Linked DNA regions of Mus musculus: region 1 is linked to region 2. Evidence: chromatin loops called from intact Hi-C (ENCODE). Cell type or tissue: left cerebral cortex. All regions are shown on one strand. Links, peaks and the distances in the headings refer to the core of each region. The heading gives the core; the rest is flanking DNA.

Region 1 (6,196 bases), core at 679-5,678, 81 kb after region 2:
CAGATTTAGGAGCCTGCATAATGCTTTTTTTCTGAGGTCTTGGCTTGCATCCACCCTGCTGAGGACCCTTGGTACTGAGGCCTGGGTCTGAGAGTCACTGCAACTTGGGGGCTAGAAAGATTTTATGAGAGGAGGGGCTAGGACCCTTTGATCTCAAGTGGTGCCCCAGTTTTCCAGAGGCTGCCTGGGGGCGGGATAGGGGCTATGTTTGGCACTGACCCAGGAGTGCAGGGTTCAAAGGCAGACTGTGTTCATGCGGCTTCTTTTGTACCTGCTCGGGGAAGAAAAGCTAGCCAGGACCCCTCCTGCCCCAGGATGGCAACTCAAAGCCCAAGGGACGTTCCCTGTCACCCCCCACTCCCAGACTGTGGGCTTGGAGTCTGTCTCAGTGGGAGTCTTGTCATGTCAGAACAGGGATGGCAGAGCCAGCTGGAGCCATCCTGCTCAATCTCACCTATGGCAGGGGACAATGGAGTGAGGGGAGTCTGTGCTGATGCTAGGGTGACTTAGATGGGTGGAAAGGACAGGGAAGGACCCCCAGGAAGTACAGCTTTAATGAAAGAGGAAACCTGTGGCTGAACATGTAGAGAGGGCTAGGAGCCAGGAAATGGCTTGGGCAGGTGAGAGAGGAAACCCACTGAAGCCTGCAGGAGCCATGTAGAAACTTCCTCTCACCCCGTTCACTTTCACTGCTGGACAGACTCATCCCAGCCATGCCAGCACCTCCATGACCCCACAGGTACCATGGTGAGAGAGAGGGAAGATGAGTGTCCCAGCCCCTCCCTCTGTGAGGTCAGGGTCACTGCAGGGGAACAGCAAGATGGATGAAATGCTTATTCTCCTGGCAAGTTAGTCACACCATGGCTGAGGGCCTGGGCTTCACCTGTGTGGATAGACTCTGACAGGAGAAGAAGCCATCCTGCCTCCACCCCTCCCTGCAGGCCTGGAACCATAGATGAACAAACCTCTTTTAGGATTGGTTTGTAGGTGTTCAGACTTCCAAGTGGAGCAACCCATATCCCTTCCTGGAAATAGCTCAAGTGTCCATCCACTTCTGTCCATCCATCCATCCATCCATCCATCCATCCATCCATCTATCCATCTTTTTTGTTTGTTTGTTTGTTTTTGTTTTTGTTTTTTTGTTTTTGTTTTCCGAGTCAGGGTTTCTCTATATAGTCCTGGCTGTCCTGGAACTCACTTTGTAGACCAGGCTGGCCTTGAACTCAGAAATCCGCCTGCCTTTGCCTCCCGAGTGCTGGGATTAAAGGCGTGTGCCACCACGCCCGGCTCCATCTATCCATCATTATACCATTTAGCTTTCTTCCTTCCTTTGTCATGCTATCTGCCCACCCATCCATGGAGCAGTATTCTACTGAACATTCTTCTATGTGCATTAGACATTCTCCCACAAACCTGTGATTTAGGCATCACCATCCCTTCACCTAAAGGTGAAGAAATTGAGTATCAGGGAGATTGGGCAACTTGCCCAAGGTGACACAGCCTCTGAAAGGCAGTGCTCTTTGCACTAATTAGGCTTTGTTACCTCACCTGTAACCAGCAGCAGTAGCTAAGAGAGGAGGCATCTATTGATGTCCAGGGTCCTGTGGATGGCCAAGTCTATGCTCTCGGTCCACTGGAGGCCTCTAGCAAGGACTTCTCATGGGGTGCAGTTATGATAGATAACTTTTATGTAGTTATCATTTATTGAATAGACTGTACCTCCAAGTCAGCAACGTGAGGTGAAGAGACTGTCTCACTGTCTCCTTGTCTGTGGTGTGAGTCAGCATTTAAGCAACAGTAATGCCTTAAGCTGGGCATGCCTTTAATCCCAGCACTTGGGAGGCAGAGGCAGGGGGACCTCTGAGTTTGGACCAGCTTGGTCTATAGAGTGAGTTCCAAGACAGCCAAGGCTGTACAGAGAAACCCTGTCTCAAAAAAAAAAAAAAAAAGAAAGAAAGAAAGAAAGAAAGAAAGAAAGAAAGAAAGAAAAAGAAAAGAAACACACCTTTGGCTTGGGTGGTGGTCCCATTGGTAGAGTGCTTCTTAGCTTGTATGTAACCCTGGGTTTGACCTTCAGCACCAAATAAACCAGGCATTGCAACACATGCCTTTAACACCAGCAATTAGGAGGTAGAGACAGGAGAATCAAAACTCACTGTGTATCGTTGGCTACACAGTGAGTTTGAGGCCAGCCAAGACTACAGAAGAACTTGTTGTTTTTGTTCTGTTCTGTTCTGTTTTGTTTTGTTTTAAAGAAAAAAGAACTAAGGCCTCCTCTCCATTCCTGTTCTCACTGGGATGCTCTGCCTCAGCTGGTCCAGGCTGGGCCCCAGGCCTCAGTCTATTGCAAGCTCCCTGGCTGATGAAAGTGTGGCAGGGCTTAGCACCAGATGCTACCGAGTTCTCATGAGCCAAAGCTAGAAGTGGGCTTAGCTCTTGGCCACCACAATGCCCACAGCCTGAGTTTGTTCTCCAGGCAGCTAGACTGGGGAAAAAACTGAGCAGGTGTCTCTTTAAAGAGATGATGTGCTGGGAGTCACAAAGGGCCAGAAGTTGGTGTCTGACTGTGCCGGGACTTGTCCTAAGGACCAGGTGGCCAGGAGAAGGGCTGGGAGAAGCAGATGTCTCAGCAGAGGAGGGAGGCAAGCCTAAAGTGGGAAGATGGGAGGACCTGTTCTGGCGAGAAACAGCTCCCAACTCTGGCCCTTTGAGCGTGAGGCTGGCAGGGCAGCGACGGGGCGTCTTCCTCTAGGGAAGGTAAACCCAATGCCCTTGGCCACCTGCCCTAGCATTCTGCACACAGCGTTCTCACACTTGGTTCTGCACGGGACGGGAGGGAGCTAGGGACACCTTGACACTCCTTCTAGAAAGATCTGCTGACAGACAAAACTCCCCGCCCCCACCTTCCCTGGCTGTGGCTGCCAGGCTGCTCATGGATCAGTTGGAGCTTCCTCCTCCCCCACCCGACCCCAGCTCCTCGGGCCCACCACACATGGCAAGCCTTAGCTCTCAGGATCCCTGTGACTTTATATACTTGGGGGCCAACACAGGGAAAGAAAGCCATAGGGAGTTATCCTTCCTTGGTTAGATTCCACACATGCTCACTGGGTGGGCAGGACCCTGTGCACTCCTAACAACCCCTAGGGCTGCTCTGGCCAGCATCTAGGGGCCATATCTGCAAGGAGCTAGATAGATGCCCACATGGTGGCTTTCAGAGTCTCAGCCCTCTGAGGGACCACAAGCAGCTGGCACTCACCAGGGCAGGGCTAGGCTGGGCCAGCCTAGGCAGACAGCCACCAGCCCCTGATGTCCCTAACAAACAAGTGGCCCTCAGCAGCCTGGCACGTGGCACCATTGATGGCCCTGTGCCCAGAATGAGGAAAACATAAAATCTCATTTCAAGCCCTGATGGTGCTTTGGTTCAGCTCTTCTAGCTTTGTAGAAACGTAATTCCATGCATTTTTCTTAAATGCAAGGCACCTGCTTAAAATGATTTTTCCGCCTTTCCACTTGAGTAAACAGGCAGAGGGAAGCCAGTGACTTTTCCACCGTTTCTCTGGGCTCTGATGTTTCTGAGTCTCTGCTGGGTCCTTCTTGTTGCTGTTATAGGACAATGTATAAGCTGGGCCTGATAACATATGCCTATAATGCCAGCTGCTCGGGAGGCTGAGGGTGGGGACACCTCATGTTCAAGGCCAGCTTGGGCAACTTAGGAAGACCGTATTATAAATAAATGAATGAATGAATGAATGAATGAATGAATAAATAAATAAATAAATAAATAAATAAAAGATCCAGGGCAACCTGGGCTACCTGGCAAGTCCCAGTTCTCAGGGAGAGAAACTCAGTGTGCAGAGGCACTTGCTGCCAAGCCTAAGGACCTGTATGAGTTCAATTCCCAGGACCCACATGATAGATGGAGAGATCAGGGAAGCCAGTGTTCCCACCGGCTGTTCTCCGACTTTCACACATACATGGGTGCATATCTCACCCCCAAATAAATAAATAAAGTCATAGAGGGCTTGTCTCGAAGTCTGAATCCCTATGTTCAATCCCTAGTACAGCAAAAATTAAGCATGAAAACAACTAACGCAACAGTAAGAAGCTCAGGTGTCAGAGTGGCAGGGTCACGCAGAATCCTGGCTTCCCCACGTACCAGCTATGTGGCCTAGAGTGAACTACCTGTGTGCTCTGAGCCCCACCCATAAACAAAGAGCAACAATACACTCTCCCCACAGGCTCACGATGAGATGCTAAGGAGGTAGTTTTCAGATACTACTCAACACAGGCCTAATACACACACCTGAGTGTGCGCACACACACAAACACACAGACTAAACTGGATTTGTATAGTTTTTCACCCCAATTTTCCCCTTTAATAATTATTATAACCCAATACTATTATATTGTTGGTGGCTACATAATAGTCTACCAGATAAACATAGGAAACTCATAGACTATTCATTGGTTATTATGGTGGCTGGCCTGGGGTCTGGAAATAAAGGTTTACACAGCTCAATAACCATCTTCCTTCACCCTTTTCAGATGAAGAGAAGCCTCCTTGGCCCAGGTATAGTCAGAGTCAACAAGACCCCAACCTAATGGTCTCCCCTCTCAGGACATATTTTGGGTGGCAAGCCTAGAGTCCTTTTCCTCCTGGGGGTTTTTGCTGCACTTCAGGGCTTGGAGGTAAGGTTTGCCATCCATGTGAACTGGCAAGTGGTGTGCCAGGAATTCCTGAGAGATGAAGGTGAGAAGGGGTCGGGGTGGGGGCCTCTCGTGACCCTGATAGGAAAAGTGCAGCAGAGTACAATGTGGGAGGCAGGCTCCCCTCAAGGATGAGGAAGGTCAATTCTTTTGAGTCCTTCCTGTCAGAAGTGCCACCACCTCCTGGTGTGGGACTTCCAAGTTCTGCTTTGTCATCTGCTGAAGGGACTAAAAACACCCATTTTCTCCAGCTTAGAGGTCTTCTCCAGTGGTTTGTGCCTCTTGGTGAGGCTCAAAGAATAAAGAACTGGGACATTCTGTCCTATTCTCCAGCTTTATCTAATGTCCCCTTCCTCTGCTCTGACATCCCTGCCTAGCATCCATAGCCCAAGACACCCCCTCCCTGCCACCTCCCAAGATATAGATAGGTTGATTCTAGAATTAGCACACTGGAGGTGGAGGCAGGAGGCTCAGAAGTTCAAGGTCAAGCTGGGGATATGGTCTCTTGGCAAAGCACTTCCAAGCATAAGGCAGGCCCTGGGCTCATCTCAATCACACATAAAATCAAAATATAAACTGCCTCTTAGCAGTTGTGTTTAACACGAGCTTGCACTTGGCAGATGGAGGGAGAGAGGCAGGAGGATCAGGGGTTCAAGACTGGCCTTGGCTACAGGAGACCTTGTCTTTAAGAAAAAAGCCTTGACCTGGGGTAGTGCCATGTGTCTTTAACCTTAGTACTAGGGAGTCAGAGGCAAGTGGCTATCTGGGGTTCAAGGCCAGCCTGGTCTACTTAGAGAGATCCAGGACAGCCAATGTTACATAATAGAGAAACCTTGCCTCAAAACAAAACAGCAACAAAAAGTTTTGATATAATGAGATTGAGACCATTTGTCTACAAAAACAAAACACACACACACACAAATCAACCAACCAAACCAAACCAAAAAAAAACAAAAAACATAAAACGCCACTACTTAAATACATTAAAAGTTGGGGAACTGGGAATGTAATTCCAGGGGAATTCAATATTTTCTTTGAGTTTGAGGCTAGCTAACTCTAAAACAAAGAGTGTATTCCACAAAGCACTGTGCCCAGCAGCCTTCCACATCCTCAGAGACCCACTCAAAGTTCGTGAATTAAACAAAAGCAGCTGGGATTTGAGGGAGCTACCAGGAGTTACCTGGGACAGTACACAAGAGAGGCCGGGTGGAGAGGATGCTGCCTGAGTTTCCCAAGGAGGCTAGTCCTGCTCTGTGGGAATGCTGGTCACGTGGATAAACAGGAGGTAGGAGGTGGACTGCCTTGCCTCCTCTAGTCTGGAACTATCCATTTAATCTCATCATGATACCTTCATTTCCTAAACGATGTGTGAGCTGAATGTGGCATTCAGCAAAGGGCTTCACCGCCAGCCCCAGCTCCACTCCACACATCCTGAAGGCACATTCAGATGCTAGACAAAGTTGGGGAAACCTAACTGTCGATAAAGCCA
Region 2 (6,196 bases), core at 796-5,795:
TGTGTCTGGAAAATGGTGGGCATTGTGGTGGGTGCTGTGGGCATCCGACAGGACAGTTTTGCTATTCTGGAAGGAAAGACTCTTAGAAGGGTCTTTTCATTTGCTTCCTCCAACCTTCCTCACTGGCATGGGGGAGGGTAGAGGAGAAATGTTTCCCAAAGGGCTCTAGTGTGGATGTCTATCCCACAGCTCCATCCCACCTTCCCCATGACAGCCCCATTGAGCTGTGTGTACTTGGAGCCATCAGCTCAACTCCTCTCACTGACCTCCAAAGTGAGGGAGACGTTCTAAGACTTGGTCTTTTGAGGACTATGTTTGTTGGTCCCAGATAATGAGCATTGTTGTAGAAAGGAAGGTTAGATGGAGTTAAGCATTGGAAAGAAAAGACTTCAGGCAGGTAGGAGCAGTAAGTCATCATGGTTTAGGGCAGTAGTTCTTCACCTATGGGGTGTTGAAGAACCCGCCTTAGACCATTCAAAGCAGTAGCAAAATTATAGTTATGTAGTAGCATGGGAAATAATTTTATGGTTGGAGTCACCACAGCACAAGGAACTGTATCAAAGGGTCCCAGCATTAGAAGAGTTGAGAAGCTATGGTTTAGGAGATCCCCAGGAATAAAGAGAAATCATGGTTTTTTTATGTTTACCACAGGAGGCTGAGAATGTCAGGGTGTATACTGTAAAACTGGGCCCCAAATTTCAGGATACTACCTCAACAAACTCTCTTGCTTTTTGGAAGGATGTTCAGGCTATGTGAAATGGCCAAACATCTACTCGAGGGCATGTAGCAAGGTTGAAATTGGGGGTGGATTTGGGCAGAAGGCTGTCCTTGCTGTCCTTTCTGACAGCAAGTCAAAGTGGCCTGGCTGAGTCTGAAGGAGCCCCAAGGACTTGTGCGGAGGTCCACCTTGGGTTTTAGCAAGAGAAAGACCATGGCCACAGCCAGGGCTATACAGAGAAACCTTGTCTTGAAAAACCAAAAAGAAGAAGAAGGAGGAGGAGGAGGAGGAGGAGGAGGAGGAGGAGGAGGAGGAGGAGGAGAAGGAGAAGAAGAAGAAGAAGAAGAAGAAGAAGAAGAAGAAGAAGAAGAAGAAGAAGAAGAAGAAGAGAGGGAGGGAGGGAGGGAAGAAAAGAAAGAGAGAGAGAGAGAGAGAGAGAGAGAGAGAGAGAGAAAGAAAGAAAGAAAGAAAGAAAGAAAGAAAGAAAGAAAGAAAGAAAGAAAGAAAGAAAGAAACCAAGCAAGCAAGCAAGCAAGCAAGCAAGCCCCTTCTGGATTTCACTTGGGTCTCTTGTGGCTTACAAAGGCCATTCCAGCCAGATGGTGGTAGTGCATACCTTTAATCTCAGCACTCAGGAGGCAGAGGAAGATGGATCTCTGAGTTTGAGGCCAGCCTGATTTACAGAGCTAGTTCTAGGACAGCCAGGCTATAGCAGTCTGGAAAAACAAACAAACAAGAAGAAAGGAAGGAAGGAAGGAAGGAAGGAAGGAAGGAAGAAAGAAAGGAAGAAAGGAAGAAAGGAAGAAGGGAAGAAGGGAAGAAGGGAAGAAAGGAAGAAAGGAAGAAAGGAAGAAAGGAAGAAAGAAAGAAAGAAAGAAAGAAAGAGGAAAGAGGAAGGAAGGAAGGAAGGAAGGAAGGAAGGAAGGAAGGAAGGAAGGAAGGAAGAAGCTATTCTAATGAAGGAGGATGCTCCACAAAGCTATCAGTATGGATACTTTGTAGAAACACACCTTTGATCCCTGCCCTCAGGAGGCTGAGGGAGACAGGGTGTTGTGCAGCTGAGGCCAGCCTAATGTGCATATCAAGACTCTGTTCAACAAACAAACAAAAACTGTGAAGTTCTGCCCAGATGGTAGTGTTGCTGTGGTCAGCCTGGATAGCTGAACCAGGTATAGAGAGGACAACTCGATCAAATCACCTGTGGGCCCAGGCTGAGCTTCTGGAGTTTGCTTCCCTCCTCCCCAACTTTCTTACAGCTAAACGTTACTTTCCATTTTTCTCTCTGTGTTTTTCTTTTTCTTTTTGTTGTTTGTATTGGGGATCGAACCCAGGGCCTGTACATGCAGGACAAACACTCTCTACACTGAGCTGCATCCCCAGTTCTGACTCCAGGTTTTGTCCCTCTGAAGAATGGGACAGGAAGGAAGCTTAGTCTTCCCAATAACGTGACTTATGGGCTGAAGATGCAGTCCAGTCGGCAAGGTGCACACAAGACCTGAGTTCAGATCCCCATGCCCACCTAAGAGCAGGGTATGGGAGGACACTGGAGGACAGAGGCAGGCTGGTCTGAGGAGCTGTTGACTAACCAACCTAGCCAATTAGTGAGCTCCATGTTAAGTGAGAAACTTTGCCCTAAAAGATAATATACAGGGGCTGGAGACATGGCTCGGCAATTAAGAGCAGACCCTGGTCATGCAGAGGACCTAAATTTGGCTCCCAGCATCCAGTCTGTTAACTGCAGCTCCAGGGGAATCCAACGCCCTTTGCCTCTGTAGGTACCTGCACTTACCTGTACACACACGCGAACACACACATGCACACGCACATGCACATACACACACTGTATGGTAGCCCACACCTTTACTTATTTTTATTTATATACATGCACATATATATGTACATTATATTTTGCATGTATGTATGTCTGTGCACCATGGTACATTCTGGTGCTCATGGCCAGAAGAAGGCTTCAGATACCCTGAAATAGGAGTTCCAGACTGTTAGTAGCTACTGGAAATTGAATCCTGGTCCTCTGCAAGAGCAGTCAGAGTTCTTAATCACTGAGCAATCTCTCCAGCCCTTGGTGTATGCTTTTAACCCCAGCACTCAGAGGGCAGAGGCAGGCAGATCTCTTTGAGTTTGAGCTAGCCTGATCCATACAGTGAATTTCAGGACAGCCAGAGATAGGTAAGGTGACCCTATCTCAAACAAACAAACAAACAAACAAACAAACCCAAAACCAAACAAACATAATAAAAGTTAGAGAGCAAGGGAGGAAGACACATGATGTCTGCCTCTGATCTCTACAGGGGCACATACACACACACAGATACATACACACAGACACACATTCACATACACACACAAACACACATACAGACACAGACACACAAACACACACACAGACATACACACACACACACAGACACATACAGACATACGCAGACACACATTCACATACACAGACACACACGGACACATACAGACACACACTCACAGACACACACAGACACACACTCACACACACAGACACATGCAGACACACACTCACATACACAAACATACACACACATGTGCACACACACTGAGTATTATACTCAGGTTACAGATAAATAGACTGAGGTCCAGAAAGACAGCTGTTGAGGTATAGAACTGGGGTACAAACCCAGGTCTCTGTCTGAATAGAGGTTCCATCCAGGATGGTAAGAATACACATTGGAAGGTGAGCCCCTTCAAGGACACAGAGTCAGTAACTATAATCCCAAATCAGCCCCTGGCACTCAGTCAACAATAAGTATTTCATCAAATAACAAATATCAACCTTAATGGGAATTTTAGTGCAGAAAAGTGAATTGTGAATAAACGAGGGGCTGGGAACTAGATAATTTCTCTTTTCTTTCCCTCTATCATCTCTCTATTTACTTATTTTGAGATAGGGTCTATCCATCATTTATCTATCCATCTGTCTGTCTGTCTATCTATTTTGGATAGGGTCTCTCTGTGTAGCCCTTGTACTAGAACTAGCTCAGTAGACCAGGCTAGCCTTGAACTCAGAGATTTGCCTGCATCTACCTCCCAAGTGCTGGGATTAAAGGCGTGTACCACCACATCCACTTCTTTTTTTCCTTTTAAAGGCTTGTTGGCCCTTAAAAACTGATGCGTGTATGTGTGTGTGCATGCACACAGGCAAACAATGCTGTAACATACATGTGGTGATGGTGGTGGTGGGGGCTCAGATGACAACTTTGGGAGTCAGTTCTCCCCTTCTGGGGATCAGTCTTCAGCCACTGAGCCATCTCACCAGCCCCATATCTTCTGTCACAGTTTCACAGAAGGTTTTGTGCATTGTGTATTTCAGGGAGCACTTTGTGATCCATGCCAATCCCATCTGGCTGTTTCTCTTTCTTTTCTTCTTTTATTGACACAGGGTCTCATTATGCAGCCCAGGCTGCCGGGGACTCACTATGTAGCAGGAGCCTTGGAGCCTTTGGAGCTCTGGGATTTCAGGCATGCACTGCCATGCCTGGCTCTGTCTGGTTCTCCTTTTCAGGTAGCACCACGGCAGAGGTTTAGGCCTCTGAGGAAAGCAGAGGGATAAGAAAGGAAGTAGCAATACTGTGGAAGAAGTAGAGCCCTCGTCGGTATATACAGAGTATAGTCAAATGACTTTTTAAGGGGTCATTGAGACGACTAACTGGGTAAAGGTGCTTGCTGCCAAATCTGAAGACCTTAGTTTGATTCCCCAGGATCCACACAATAGAAGGGAAAAACTGACTTGTGTGCATTGTTTTCTGACTTCTAGTCTCAACACAGGAGGAACATAGTCACCATTATACGAGAAAGAAAGAAATATAGTAAAAGTCAATTACATAAAAAAAAATGTCATAGGCATAAGCGTTGTTTTGCTCCTTGAACCACCTCTTGGGATGACCTAGGCAACACTGCATGACTCCCTCTGGCATTTCTTGTGGTGCTAGAAAGAGATCTTCATATACACCAGGTGGGTGTTCTACCTGTGATTTACAGCCCCAGCTTCAGGAACCAGCCTTTAGTCCAATTCTTACTGAACACCCACTGTGAACTATACAGTGCATTGAGGCCCAGAAGGCCCAGAAATTCCCATGGGATGGTCCCCAGATCTCAAGAGCACGCCCAAGCCGGGGCCCTTTTTTGAGACCTTCCTTTAGGCCACCAGAGGCCACCAGGCATGCCAGGAGGTTGCATGGCCATCATTTGCTCTTTGCTCTGGATCCCTAGTCTTGCTTCAGAAGGTCAGCCCTCTCTGCTCCCGCTCAGTCATCCCTGGCCTTCCACACTGCAGCTCCCTTGGCAGAGAGAAAAGGTGCGAGAGGGAATCCAGAGATTCTGTACTGTTTGTTTTGGGTTCAATGGAATCTCATTTACACGTGTTAATTGCAACTAATTGGCACTAATTGGATGAACAGGAAACCCTCTGGGAGCACTCATACCTTTAATTTGTAGTAAATATCATTAATTAACATATGCTAATTAGAGCCAATTAACATTGATTAAGGGTTGCCAGCTACTTGGAAAGTACAACTCTGTGTCCTCCTCCCTAGGTTGTCTGAAGTCAGCACAAAACATGATACATAGAGTCTGGGGGAGGAAAGGACGTTGTGTCGCACGGGGCACCAGCTACACAAGCACAGAGCCCCAGCAGCCCTCATCCAAACTGGCTGTGTAGAGGTGGCCTCCTGCCCTGTCTGCCCTCCCCTGCGAGTGCAAAGGACTCTGCAGAGACGGGGGAGCACCCTGGCCCACCCTGCCCGAAAGATCAGCACTGTTCAGGTCGCTGGGGGGAAAAGATTGGGAGGTTCCTGGGTTGAGCTGTTCTGCCCTCGAACAGCTCCTGGACAGCAGATGTCATCCTGGGTGAAACTCCAGTATCAGGAAGAGGGTGGCCAGGGGAGGGTCATCCCCTCCAGATGGGGTGGATGGTAGGTTTCCTATTCATCCTGTCCCAACTGGGAAGGGGTGCATGTGTGGACATGCCAAGCCTCCTCCATCAGACATGCATGGAAGGGGGGAAGTTCTATGCAACATCAGGTAGACAGGTGATACGATGACCCCTGTCAGACAGCTCCTCTGCTCATTGTGGGATATATTGTTATTTGAGATTGAGATGCTATCCCAATTTCCCAGGGAATTGGTGTTGGATTGAAAAATTATCTAGGTGTGGTAGTGGTGCACACCTTTAATCTCAGCACTTGGGCAGCAGAGGACTGCAGATCTTGGTGAGTGTGGGGTCAGCCTGGTCTACCTAGTAAGTTCCAGGTCATCTAAGAAGTGAGATTATGTTTTTAAAACAAAATTGGAGCTGAGGGGGTAGGTAGAAATACAGCATATTTCTAGAATGTGGGAGGCCCTATGTTCATCCCTAGTATTAAAAATTTAAGAAGAAAACTCATTTGCCTAGAAGCCAGGCCTTTTAGGGTTGTGTTTGCTAAGTGCCCATGG

The links. Hi-C counts contacts between places; a loop is a spot of excess contacts. Peaks named below come from ENCODE experiments on the same cell type or tissue, not always from the same donor. Only the 100,000 strongest peaks of a DNase experiment are listed, where the experiment ranks them.
Region 1: it touches region 2 in a loop (2.2-fold over the local background); 1 of 42 quality-filtered maps calls a loop at or near these places.

What each region holds. Positions count from the first base shown.
Region 1 is chr11:84,625,014-84,631,209 of GRCm38, forward strand. No RefSeq gene overlaps it. Among named protein-coding and RNA genes, the nearest start is that of 1700109G15Rik, 92 kb to the right of the region's middle. In left cerebral cortex, for the core only: no CTCF peak of the experiment used is centred there; a DNase peak (open chromatin) is centred at 3,342.
Region 2 is chr11:84,544,343-84,550,538 of GRCm38, forward strand. No RefSeq gene overlaps it. Among named protein-coding and RNA genes, the nearest start is that of Lhx1os, 22 kb to the left of the region's middle. In left cerebral cortex, for the core only: no CTCF peak of the experiment used is centred there; no DNase peak of the experiment used is centred there.